Linked DNA regions of Homo sapiens: all the other regions are linked to region 2. A link is a contact called in ENCODE Hi-C or POLR2A ChIA-PET data. All regions are on one chromosome and are shown on one strand. The core of a region is the stretch at or near the end of the contact, and the rest is flanking DNA. Distances in the headings are between cores, read along the strand shown. Region 1 overlaps IL23R (interleukin 23 receptor). Region 2 overlaps GNG12 (G protein subunit gamma 12). Region 3 holds the start of DEPDC1 (DEP domain containing 1).

Region 1 (3,435 bases), core at 894-3,393, 520 kb after region 2:
GAAAGAAATTTTTTTTAAAAAAAGACTATTTCATGATGTATGGAAATTATGTGAAATTCAAATTTCAGTGTCCAAAAATGAAATTTTAATTGGAACAGACTATGCCCATTCATTTACATAATTGTCTGTGACTGCTTTCACGCTACAAACACAGAGTTGAGTAGTTGAGACAGAAATCTTATGTTCTGCAAAGCCTAAAATGTTTACCATTTGGCCCTTGAATAAAAAGTTTGCTGAGACCCTGGTGTAGCTTAATTAGAGAAATGAGTCACCAATAATCCACTTACTTGAACACATAGCTGAGATTTCCCTGCCTCTGTCACTAAAGTTGGACACCATTAGACAAATAATAATAATAATAGTAATAGCTAATGTTTCAAAATATTATCCACATGAACTTGACATTATAAAAATCAATGGAGATGCAAAAAATGATCATGGCACATCTCTGCCTTCCATGAGTTCACAGTTAAAGAGTAGAGAAATAGAAGTGTAAACAGGCAAGTATATACAATGTGGCAAATGCCCTGAAACAGAGTATACGGAAGTAGGTGTGGATTGCCGTTCGCAACTGGGAGCTCAATTTTTGACATGAATTTGAGGGGCCTAGGAGACAGCCCATAAAGATACAAACAAATAGTTAGAAATATAGGTCTGACTTTCATGAGAGTTGGGAGGGCTCCAGTTTCTAGCCTACATACAGGTGTAGCTGAGGCCTTGGGAATAGGTGAAAGGAGTAAGAAAGAGAGGAGACAGTGAGATGGTAGGTATGAAGGGAATGTCAATGTTTAGGGAATTGGCAGAAAAAATAATTTACAAAGGAAAGGGCATCCAGAAATATTGATAGAAGACTAACACATTCTTGAAATGGGAAAACCAAGAGGAGAGACATTTTCAGGACAAGGTGGTCAACAGTGTCAAATGCTAGAGTAGGATGAAGACTGCCAAGGTTCTTGGTCTTTATTGTTTGGAAAGATGCTACCATCTTCCTCTCCTCACACGAACTGGTTCCAGCAGCAGGTGGAGAGCCTTGATGACATTTTGAGGTGGATTGCAATAATGCCCAGGTAATTTCCCAGCCCCATATCCTGGCCCTTTACCATGTAGCTTTGAACGTTCTCCCATTCTGGCTCTGGTTTGTCCATGTAGCTTGCTTTGAGCCAACAGACATTGGTAAGCCTGATATAAGCAGAGGATTGAAAGACACTGGAAAGATTGGGCCTTAGGTACTCTTGCCCTCTGCCATCACCATAAGGACATGCCCAGGCTAGCCTGTTGATGGCAGAAAGAGGACCAGGAGACATGTAGAGGAGAGCTCATGCAAAGACATAGGAGTGAGCCAGCTGAGCTGCAAACACATGCCCAATTCCAGCAAAGCTCACCTTAGACCAGCTGGACCCCACTGACATTGAGAAATAAATGTTTATTGTTATATGTCCCTTCAGCTTTTGTGGCAGTTTGTTACACATTATTGTGTAGCAGGACGAGCCGCAGACAAAACCTCTCAGACACCGAGTTATAGAAGGAAGGGCTTTATTCAGCTGGGAGCATCGGCAATCTACCGCCTTAAAATCCGAGCTCCCCGAATGCACAATTTCTGTCCTTTTAAAGGGCTCACAACACTACAGATTTCACATGAAAGGGTCGTGATTGATTTGAGCAAGCAGGCGGTACGTGACAGAGGCTGCATGCACCAGTGGTCAGAGAGAAACAAAACAGGGCAGGGAGTTTCACAATGTTCTTCTATACAATGTCTGGAATCTATGAATAACATCGCTTTCTAAGTTATGAGTTGATTTTTAACTACTGGGTTTTGGCCAGGCAGGCCCAGTCCTGGTTTCGGGCCTGGTGCTGGGTTGCCTGTCTTTGCTTTTACTTCCTTGTTGTTTTTTCTTAAAACAGGTACTGAGTATAAAAAAATATAAAACAATATGAGAGGGTCTCTCTCTTCCCTCAATCGTAGCAGTAGATAGCCGATATACCAATCCCTCTTATTTCATGTAAATAGGAGTATGTAATAGACTAGAAAAATGTTTAGAAAATAGAAAGGAATTATATTACCAGTGTCTCTGAATAAGTTTTCAGAAACCAACTGTTTTCTGGTTGAAACTCTCATTCTCTGCTCCCCCTGGTGGTGCTACATAGGCCATCTTGGTAACAGGTACATTTGAGCTCACTTTTCAAAACCTTCTCTTTGTCAGAAGTGGCAAATGGAACTGAAAGAATATTTGTTATCTCATATGGTCTTCATAACAATCCTTTGTGACAGGTAGTATTAGCTCCATTATATAAATAGGGAAACAGAGTTTGAAAGAGGTCAAGCCAGATTTTTTTGAACTTATACCATCAGTAACTGAGTGCCTCTCACAGACTCTACATCACTTTAAAGACCACATAAATATTTAGAAAATGAAAAGACAGGTCTCAAACCAACTTTGAAAAGCTAGTTATATTTTGTAATCAAGATTACATAGTAGGTGGTTTTTCTCTGAGATGTTTATTTTCTTTCTTTTTATAGAGATGGGGGTCTCACTGTATTGCCCCGGCTGCAGTGCAGTGGCTATCCCTGGTGGGATCATAGTGCATTACAGCCTCAAAACCCTGGCTCAAGTGATCTTCCTGCCTCAGTCTCTCAGGTAGCTGAATATAGGCTTGTATCACCCCTCCCAGCTGAGATTTATTTTCTTCTTGCTATCTCTGAGCCTTTACTAAAATCTGTATATATTCCAACCTGGTCTAAGCTAGACTTCTAGGGAATTCAGAAGGGAGAGAGGTAAATGAGGTGGGAGCAAGATGTTTGTAAATGTTCTCCCAGAGGCAGCTGTGTCTCCAGAGACAAAATCTGAAGCTTTGACCTGGAACCATCTTTCAAGAGATAACTAGAGTCATGTGTCACTTAACGACAGGGATACATTCTGAGAAATGCATCATTAAGCGATTTCATCATTGTACGAACATCATAGATTGTAATTACACAAACCTGGGTGGTATAGCCTACTACACACCTAGGCTATATGGTATAGCCTGTTGCTTCTAGGCTACAAACCTATAAAGCATGTTACTGTACTGAATCCTGCAGGCAATTGTAATATAAATCACTAGGTGACAGAAATTTTTCAGCTGCATGATAAGTTTATGGGACCACCATCATATATGCCATCCATCATTGCCTGAAACATGGACTGCTGCGTGGCACATATTCTCCTTGCCTCGTCAGCCTAATTCCCTTAGATACTTCACAGTCTGTATGTACCTTAGCTAAAGGGGCTGAAAAGCACCCTCAATACTGTGACTTTCAGTTGGATTCCTTTGCTCTACTATCCCTGCTGCATGGCTCCCCTAGAGGCTAGAGAGTAACATTACTAGCTAGCATTTAGTGAACAATTACACTATTCCAGGCTTGTAGCTAACTTCTTACATCATTGGATCCCCTTT
Region 2 (3,244 bases), core at 239-2,738:
TGTTAAAGTATATGAAGATGTTGTTGCAATTAATAAAGAGAACATTTTTGTTAATTTCTTGTTATTATGTATTTTCATAACCAGTAGGCTCCAAAAAGACAGCTATCTTTGGAGCAGGGAAAAGCTAGTGCTTATACATTTAAAAAAAAAAAAGAAAGTCTTCATATTGAAAAGAGGAGGAAACACTGATCTAGTCCAAGCTCTTTGTTTTACTGATGCAGAAAGGGAAAGGGAAGGGGATTGAGTAACTTGCATAAATTACACAGTTAACCAACTAACAGCTGAACCTAGATAGACCCTCGGTTTCTTGACCCTGGGCCCAGAGCTCTTCTTACCATCCATGTGACTGTTTATCTTTCAGAACCAACTTTCTTCAGGCCAATAAATGAGGTATTGCCTTAGAACAGAAATCATTTATATTTGGCCATGGAATTATATTAATGATTTATTTTTATAATGATTAATTATGAGAATTATAATTAGACTTTGCTTTAGCTAGTTTCAAAATCCATTTATAATCCCCTAAGCACAGGCCATTTGGCAATGCAAAAGACTAAGTAGCCCAAGAAGGGTTGATGAAAGTATGATTTTTAATTTGCAGTAGATAATTTACCTAATGAGTACTACTTATATAGAAAATTAAGACTTGGTTTTAGTTGCAAACATCATTTTAAGGAAGCTTAGCAGCCTACGTGGAATTTCAGGAGTGGACACATCTGAATATCCACAATTCTTGGTTTATATTCAGGCTGCACAACTTTAGTACCTATATGATGTTGGCCATGCTCACTCACTCCTCCAACCCTCAGTTTACACATCTGCAAAATGAGATACTTCTTTTCCAGTGTTGCTGTGGACATTAGCAGGCACACACATTTGGTGCTTGCACAAATGAGGTCCTAAGAGGTGGGTCCCTCTCATCTTACGTGAGGAAACTGAAGCAGATTAGAAATGACCCAAGGAAACCACTCCGAGTTCAGTCTGGAGCCCACTCCCCTAGGTTTTAATCATCCCCCAACTCAGTCCCTATCTGCTGAGGTTCCTGGATCCAGACGGTTCTTACCAAGGAACTGTCTGTCCCCACCACATGGATGGTTTTCCTGGCAGAGGTGTGCCCTGTGAGGGGGTCACTGCTCCTGGGGTTGGCATCGTGAGGCTGAGCCTGCAGGCTGCACAAGTATGTTCCACTGAGAGGCTGCCCTGGTGACTCCATTACTCACGCATCCCTGCCACACAGTGCAGCTGGGCCGTGGCCCCAGCACAGGGTTCATTTACATAGCTGCACAACAGGAAGCAGTCTAGTGTTTAGAGCTGCCCTGGCCCACTGAGAGCAAATTGTTTCAGGTGCTGTGGTGTGGGTTCTGGAACTGTGGGCTGTGCCTTTGGCGTCCACGTTAGCATCAGGAAGCAGTAGCCTTCTACTGCAACATTCTCCCTGCCTGCTGCTTGGTTCGGGGGTTGGGATTTTTGTTTTGCTTTGGTTGTTGTACACTCTCACGCTTGGCAGGCACAACCGGAAGAAGAGGTGGGCGTTGTGTCAGGCTGGGAGGGAGTGCCTTTGTGGAGCCAGGGTTCCTAATGAACAGACTCCTAGTTCTTCTCCCACAGTTCCTGCAAGTGAAATGGCAGATGTATGAGTCACTTCATAAGATGGGAACAGGAAGACATCCTGTTGATGCCAAGCCATTTTCAGTTCAGTGATGAGAATCTACCCCCCGCAAGAAAGTGTGTTTGTATCTTCCTCCTTTCCCCAGTGCAGAGGGGGTCAGCACCTGGCTCTTTCCCTTGTGAGAACTCCTCCACTTGGTTTAGCGCCCAGGAAATCAGCCCTGTCTTTCATTTGCATCTGTTATGTTATCAGAAGATCCTCTTTGCCAAAGATACTTTCTGTCTGAACTATTTTTAAAAAAATATTTTCCCTTGTTTTTTCCTTCTTTAGAATAATATTGTACTCTGTGATGGTTTAGGATTTTCTTTCATGGAAGAATTTTTTTATGTTTTTCTCACAGGAGCTTCACTGTTGTTAGTGAAGATCACTCAGAAATTATAGTATTTACAGTGATTCTCTGCCCCTTTTAATTGAATTCTCATAGTTCCTTTCTTAAATTATTTGGTATTCTTTATAATCATTATAAGAGGTCACATTTATTGAATGTTTGGAGGCAGGCACAATTTTAAGCACTTTACATATGCATTTCATCCTCAGATAGTTCCATGAGATGTAGAGACTGTTGCCACTCCCATTTTTGCAGATGAGGACGCAGGCTCCAATTAAGCAACTCCAAAAGTCACACAGTTAAATGGCAAGAACCAGAACTTAAGCCCTGTTCCTAATAACTCCCTTTGCCAGCATTCACTCAAAGTGTGATCAGCAGAACAATGATCTCATGAGATGTTCCTCGGAAAATATTTTTATGTGCAAATAATTTGGGGAAATGCTGCAAGCCACAAGCCTCTTGCCAGATCATAAATGTATCTTAGTGCAGGAAAGACCCTGAGAAGTCTTGCGTGAAAGAAGTCTGCTTATCATTGTGTGAACTAGGGCTTTCCAAAATACATGGCATGGAACCCATTTCAATATATACCTATTAAATTGTAATACATCTGAGGCCAGGCGCGGTGGCTCATGCCTGTAATCCCAACATTTTGGAAGGCCAAGGAGGGTGGATCACCTGAGGTCAGGAGTTTGAGACCAGCCTGACCAACAAGATGGAACCCCATCTCTACTAAAAAAAATACAAAATTAGCCAGGCGTGGTGATGCATGCCTGTAATCCCAGCTACTCTGGAGGCTGAAGCAGGAGAATTGCTTGAAGTCAGGAGGCAGAGGTTACAGTGAGCCGAGATCACGCCATTGCACTACAACCTGGGTGACAGAGTGAGACGCTGTCTCAAAAAAGAAAATAAAAAGAATAAATAAATAAAAATTGTAATACATTTTAAGAAACACCATACTAGTCTAAGAAAGCAACTAGAGCCAGACCCTGTAGTGTGCCTGTAGTCCTAGCTACTCAGGAGGCTGAAGCTGGAGGATTGCTGGAGCTCAGGAGTTCAAGGCTGCAGTAAGCTACGATCCTGCAACTGTACTCCAGCCTGGGTGACAGAGCAAGGCCCCATCTCTACAAATCATAAAGAAGGCAACATAATGTGATGGCTAGATACAAGGGCTTTGGAGCCAGAGAGTACGTAGGTTCAAGTCCCATATCTGCTACTCCCTAGGTAAGTTATTTAGCTTCCTGTGCTTC
Region 3 (3,495 bases), core at 102-2,601, 760 kb before region 2:
TGGCTACCTATATCAAAGGCTGTATGTGAGATGATTTTCAACTTGGGGAGCTGGGCAAAAATAAATTTTGGCTTCCACAGTCTCATCTCCATTTCCTTCTGAAAGGAAAAAGAAAAGAAAAACGAAAATCCTGGGACAATGTATCATAAAGCCAGGTAAGAAACAGTTAACATTATTTTGTAACATCAATCATTTTACTTTTCCTTAACATAAGTGGAAAATTGAGTAGATTGTTCCTGTTTACCAAGTATGTTTTTGAAAATTCCTACCCACTGGTCCTGGTAGAAAATAGATGTGCTTCTGCCCAAATTAAGGAAAACTCCACAGACCTACACTACCACTCCCTGAACATTTTTCTTTATCTCTTCTTTTTACTGCATCCTATCCTCTTAAACTGCTATTTAATTTCCAAGTGAATTCTTCCACAGCTTCAAATCACTCAAGCAATCTCCCACTTTACTAAGGGATTCTTAGCATCAGATAGTTTCAGACTGGTGACAGGGTATTTATTAAAAGCATGAAGTCTGTGCTTTGCCAAGGAGACCTAAGACTGAGTAAGTCTCTTCAACTCTCGGAATGTAGTTTTTGTCATTTGAAAATTGACTTCTGTTGAAGATTTATTTTCTAAGATCCTAGTGAAATTTTAAGTGTATAATCACGATCCAAACATAACCAACATTCTTATACAGTGGTAGAGTTTAAGGGAAGCAATTTGACAAGTTGTACACAACCTTTCCCAAGCCCCACATTGTATGTACTTAAGAAAGACTACCTATAATCCATTTTATTACCCAACTGGGGGGTTCTGAATGATCCATTTTACTGCACAATTAGGGGGTTCTGAACCTAGATTTTAGCACTTCAGAGAATCATGGCACCTGCTGAGAGAGAGGATAGGCAGCAGAGAGAGAAACTGCGACACATATCCATCAGGTTGCTTTGCCTTCTAAGCTAACTGCTGAAGATCCTGTAGGGCCAGGCAGAAAAACCGTATTTTCTTGTCTTTTCAAATTTCAAATTCCCTTAAACCAAAGGCTGGACTCCAAATAATTTCGTTTGGAACTAAAGAGCTCATCCCCTCTGAGCACGAAAACAGGACTCTGTGACTCCGCCTCGCCGTAGACCGCAGGAGGGAGAAACAGCGCCAGGGAAACCCGAGCCTGTCCCATCGAGGCGGTCCCAGGCCAGCCCAGCCCACCCCAGCCCGCGCCAGCTACTGGAGCCCCAGGACGCAGCCGAGCGGCCCTCGCCGACTCCTTCCCGAGCCTGGCTGTGGCGTCACGTGACCCGCGGCGCGGCCAATCCGCGCAGCCCTCTATGCTATTCAAATCGGCGGCGGGGCCAACGGTTGTGCCGAGACTCGCCACTGCCGCGGCCGCTGGGCCTGAGTGTCGCCTTCGCCGCCATGGACGCCACCGGGCGCTGACAGACCTATGGAGAGTCAGGGTGTGCCTCCCGGGCCTTATCGGGCCACCAAGCTGGTAAGACAGCTCGGATAGACGGGACCGGTCAGCGGGCTGACGGCAGTCACCACTGTTCGCAGTTTTACCTCGACCGTTCGCAGTTTTACCTCGGTCGGAGGGATGAGTCCCAGGATCCCTAGGTTCAGTGAAAAGGCTGGCGAGGAGAAGTAGCGGGTATGCAACCCTTGCCAGACTCACCGCTCCCTCTATTTTGAGGGTCTGGGCCTCAGGTCCGAAAGGAAGCGCCGCGCGTAGGCCGCACCAGACTCGCTATGAGGAGCGACTCCTGTGCCTGGTGTGGCCGGCGTCCCGTGGGGGCGTCTTAGAATATTCCGATTTGGCCGCTCACCTCGCCTGATTTTCTACCCGCCTCAGAATTAGGGAACAATTGGGAATGAGGTCCAAAGCTTTGTAGGGTTAGGTGGGGGGCAAGCCCGAATGTGGCAATTTTGTTTATTGAACCCATAGAATTTAACGCAGGATGTATCGGCCGAATAGCACTAGGATAACAGCTGCCTGTTTCAAAACGGTATTTCTGAGTACCCATCAGTAACCACTGCTGGTGGTCCCTGAATTGCACGTACAGCACTCCTAACGCGTTTTGTGCAGTTGGGTCTTCGGTTCTATAGGATACTGTGGTGCTGGTTATGTGACGTTAGGTGAGTCCCCTACCTTCTGTGAGCCTGTTTCCACATTGGTAAAGGTTACTAATACATGCTTGCCTTAAGGGGTTTCCCAGGAGGATGCTGTTTTTTAAAGTGTGTTGTGATCTGCAGAATAACAAGCATTTTCCTCTTAGGAATGCCCTTCAGACGAGCATGTATTATTAGCCCTACTTTATCAGGTGCACACTGAGGCTCACAGACGTTAAATGCCCTCTAGAGTCACATCAACAGCAAGTGGCAGAGCTAGAATTCAGATCTTCCTGGTATGGCGATCTTACATGGATTCTGCTACTTAGTAAGTTATTGGCTATATTTACCAATATGAAGGATAGAATTTAGGACAGGAAGGAACCTCAATCAGTAGTCCTGCCACATTATTTAAAACCCATTAGATGAAAGTAGTATAAGCACGCTGAAAAAGAAAACATGCACTGAATGCTTACTAGTACTTCACATATATTACATCATTTTATCATTCCAATAAGCCCATTCGTTAGGTCCTTTTGTCCCTGTTTTGTGGTTAAGGAGATTGAGGCATAGAGATTGAAGATAGGCCCAAAAAGTCATAAACAATAGTGGCAGAGCTAGAGCTGGGAAACCAGCCCTACTAGTCTAACTCCAGAGCCTGTTCTTAAAGCCACTACCCTGTACTGCATCTCAGGAAAGCCGTTCTGTAATCTCCCTTAGTACAGAGTCCCTTTCTGTCATTTTTATTACTGTGTCCTCAGGCCAGTACAGAGTGAGCAGCTCAATATCAGTTTCTAGAGTCAATCACACCTGGGTTTGAATGCCTAGGTTCATCACTTAGCTGTGTGACCTTGGTCATTTTATTAATCTCTCTGCTTTATTTTCCTTATGTGAAAAATGAGAAATTAATAGTACCTATTCATAGAATTGGGGTAATTAAAGTGAAATAATGAATGTGAAGCACAGTGCTACCAACATTAATATTAATTGAGGTAAAAAACAGGGATGAATGTTTTCTCTATTGATTGTAGTTCTTCCTTATTTCCAGATTTCTTAAATAAGCTCAGGATCTTAAATAAGGATCTTAGATCAGCCAATGAAGTTCTTCTAATAAAAAAGCTATTACATAAAAATATTACTACAGCACTAGAATTAATAAAAAGAAAGCAGTGTAAGATATAATTTTTTTTTTTTTGAGACTGAGTTTTGCTCTTGTTGCCAAGGCTAGAGTGCAATGGTGCAATCTCAGCTCACCGCAACCTCCGCCTCCCAGGTTCAAGTGATTCTCCTGACTCAGCCTCCTGAGTAGCTGGGATTATAGGCATGCACCACTATGCCCAGCTAATTTTGTATTTTTAGTAGAGACGGAGTTTCTCCATATTGGTCAGGCTGGTCTCGAA

What was found. A loop is a pair of places that touch in the nucleus more often than their neighbours do. ChIA-PET counts read pairs that join two places held with the same protein, here RNA polymerase II (POLR2A). Pooled maps may share reads with other maps.
Region 1: a loop to region 2 is called in a map with no recorded cell type, with 7 times the contacts of the local background. The contact joins two enhancer-like sites. A Hi-C loop is called at or near these places in 6 of 37 single-sample maps with no recorded cell type and 4 of 50 pooled maps. POLR2A ChIA-PET finds 5 or more read pairs at or near these places in 2 of 52 experiments (H1 and naive thymus-derived CD8-positive, alpha-beta T cell).
Region 3: a map with no recorded cell type shows a loop between it and region 2 (3-fold over the local background). The contact joins the promoter of DEPDC1 here to the enhancer-like site in region 2. A Hi-C loop is called at or near these places in 2 of 37 single-sample maps with no recorded cell type and 2 of 50 pooled maps. POLR2A ChIA-PET finds 5 or more read pairs at or near these places in 1 of 52 experiments (OCI-LY7).

The regions. Positions count from the first base shown.
Region 1 is chr1:67,213,264-67,216,698 of GRCh38, reverse strand. All of the region lies in intron 6 of IL23R (interleukin 23 receptor), which reads right to left. Among named protein-coding and RNA genes, the nearest start is that of IL23R, 49 kb to the right of the region's middle. RefSeq lists an enhancer at 1,195-1,334. Within about 2 kb of position 2,143, at least 2 of the 41 ENCODE cell types and tissues checked have a DNase peak (open chromatin) inside an H3K27ac peak, as active enhancers do.
Region 2 is chr1:67,734,520-67,737,763 of GRCh38, reverse strand. All of the region lies in intron 2 of GNG12 (G protein subunit gamma 12), which reads left to right. Among named protein-coding and RNA genes, the nearest start is that of GADD45A, 51 kb to the right of the region's middle. RefSeq lists an enhancer at 1,539-1,618. Within about 2 kb of position 1,488, at least 36 of the 41 ENCODE cell types and tissues checked have a DNase peak (open chromatin) inside an H3K27ac peak, as active enhancers do; they include OCI-LY7, where a contact is called at or near this core.
Region 3 is chr1:68,494,938-68,498,432 of GRCh38, reverse strand. DEPDC1 (DEP domain containing 1) reads left to right here and starts at 1,351. Exons shown (of 12, transcript NM_001114120.3): 1 at 1,351-1,481. The coding sequence starts at 1,434. It overlaps DEPDC1-AS1 (DEPDC1 antisense RNA 1), which reads right to left and starts at 1,757. Exons shown (of 3, transcript NR_110671.1): 1 at 1,662-1,757. RefSeq lists enhancers at 1,451-1,510, 1,621-1,670.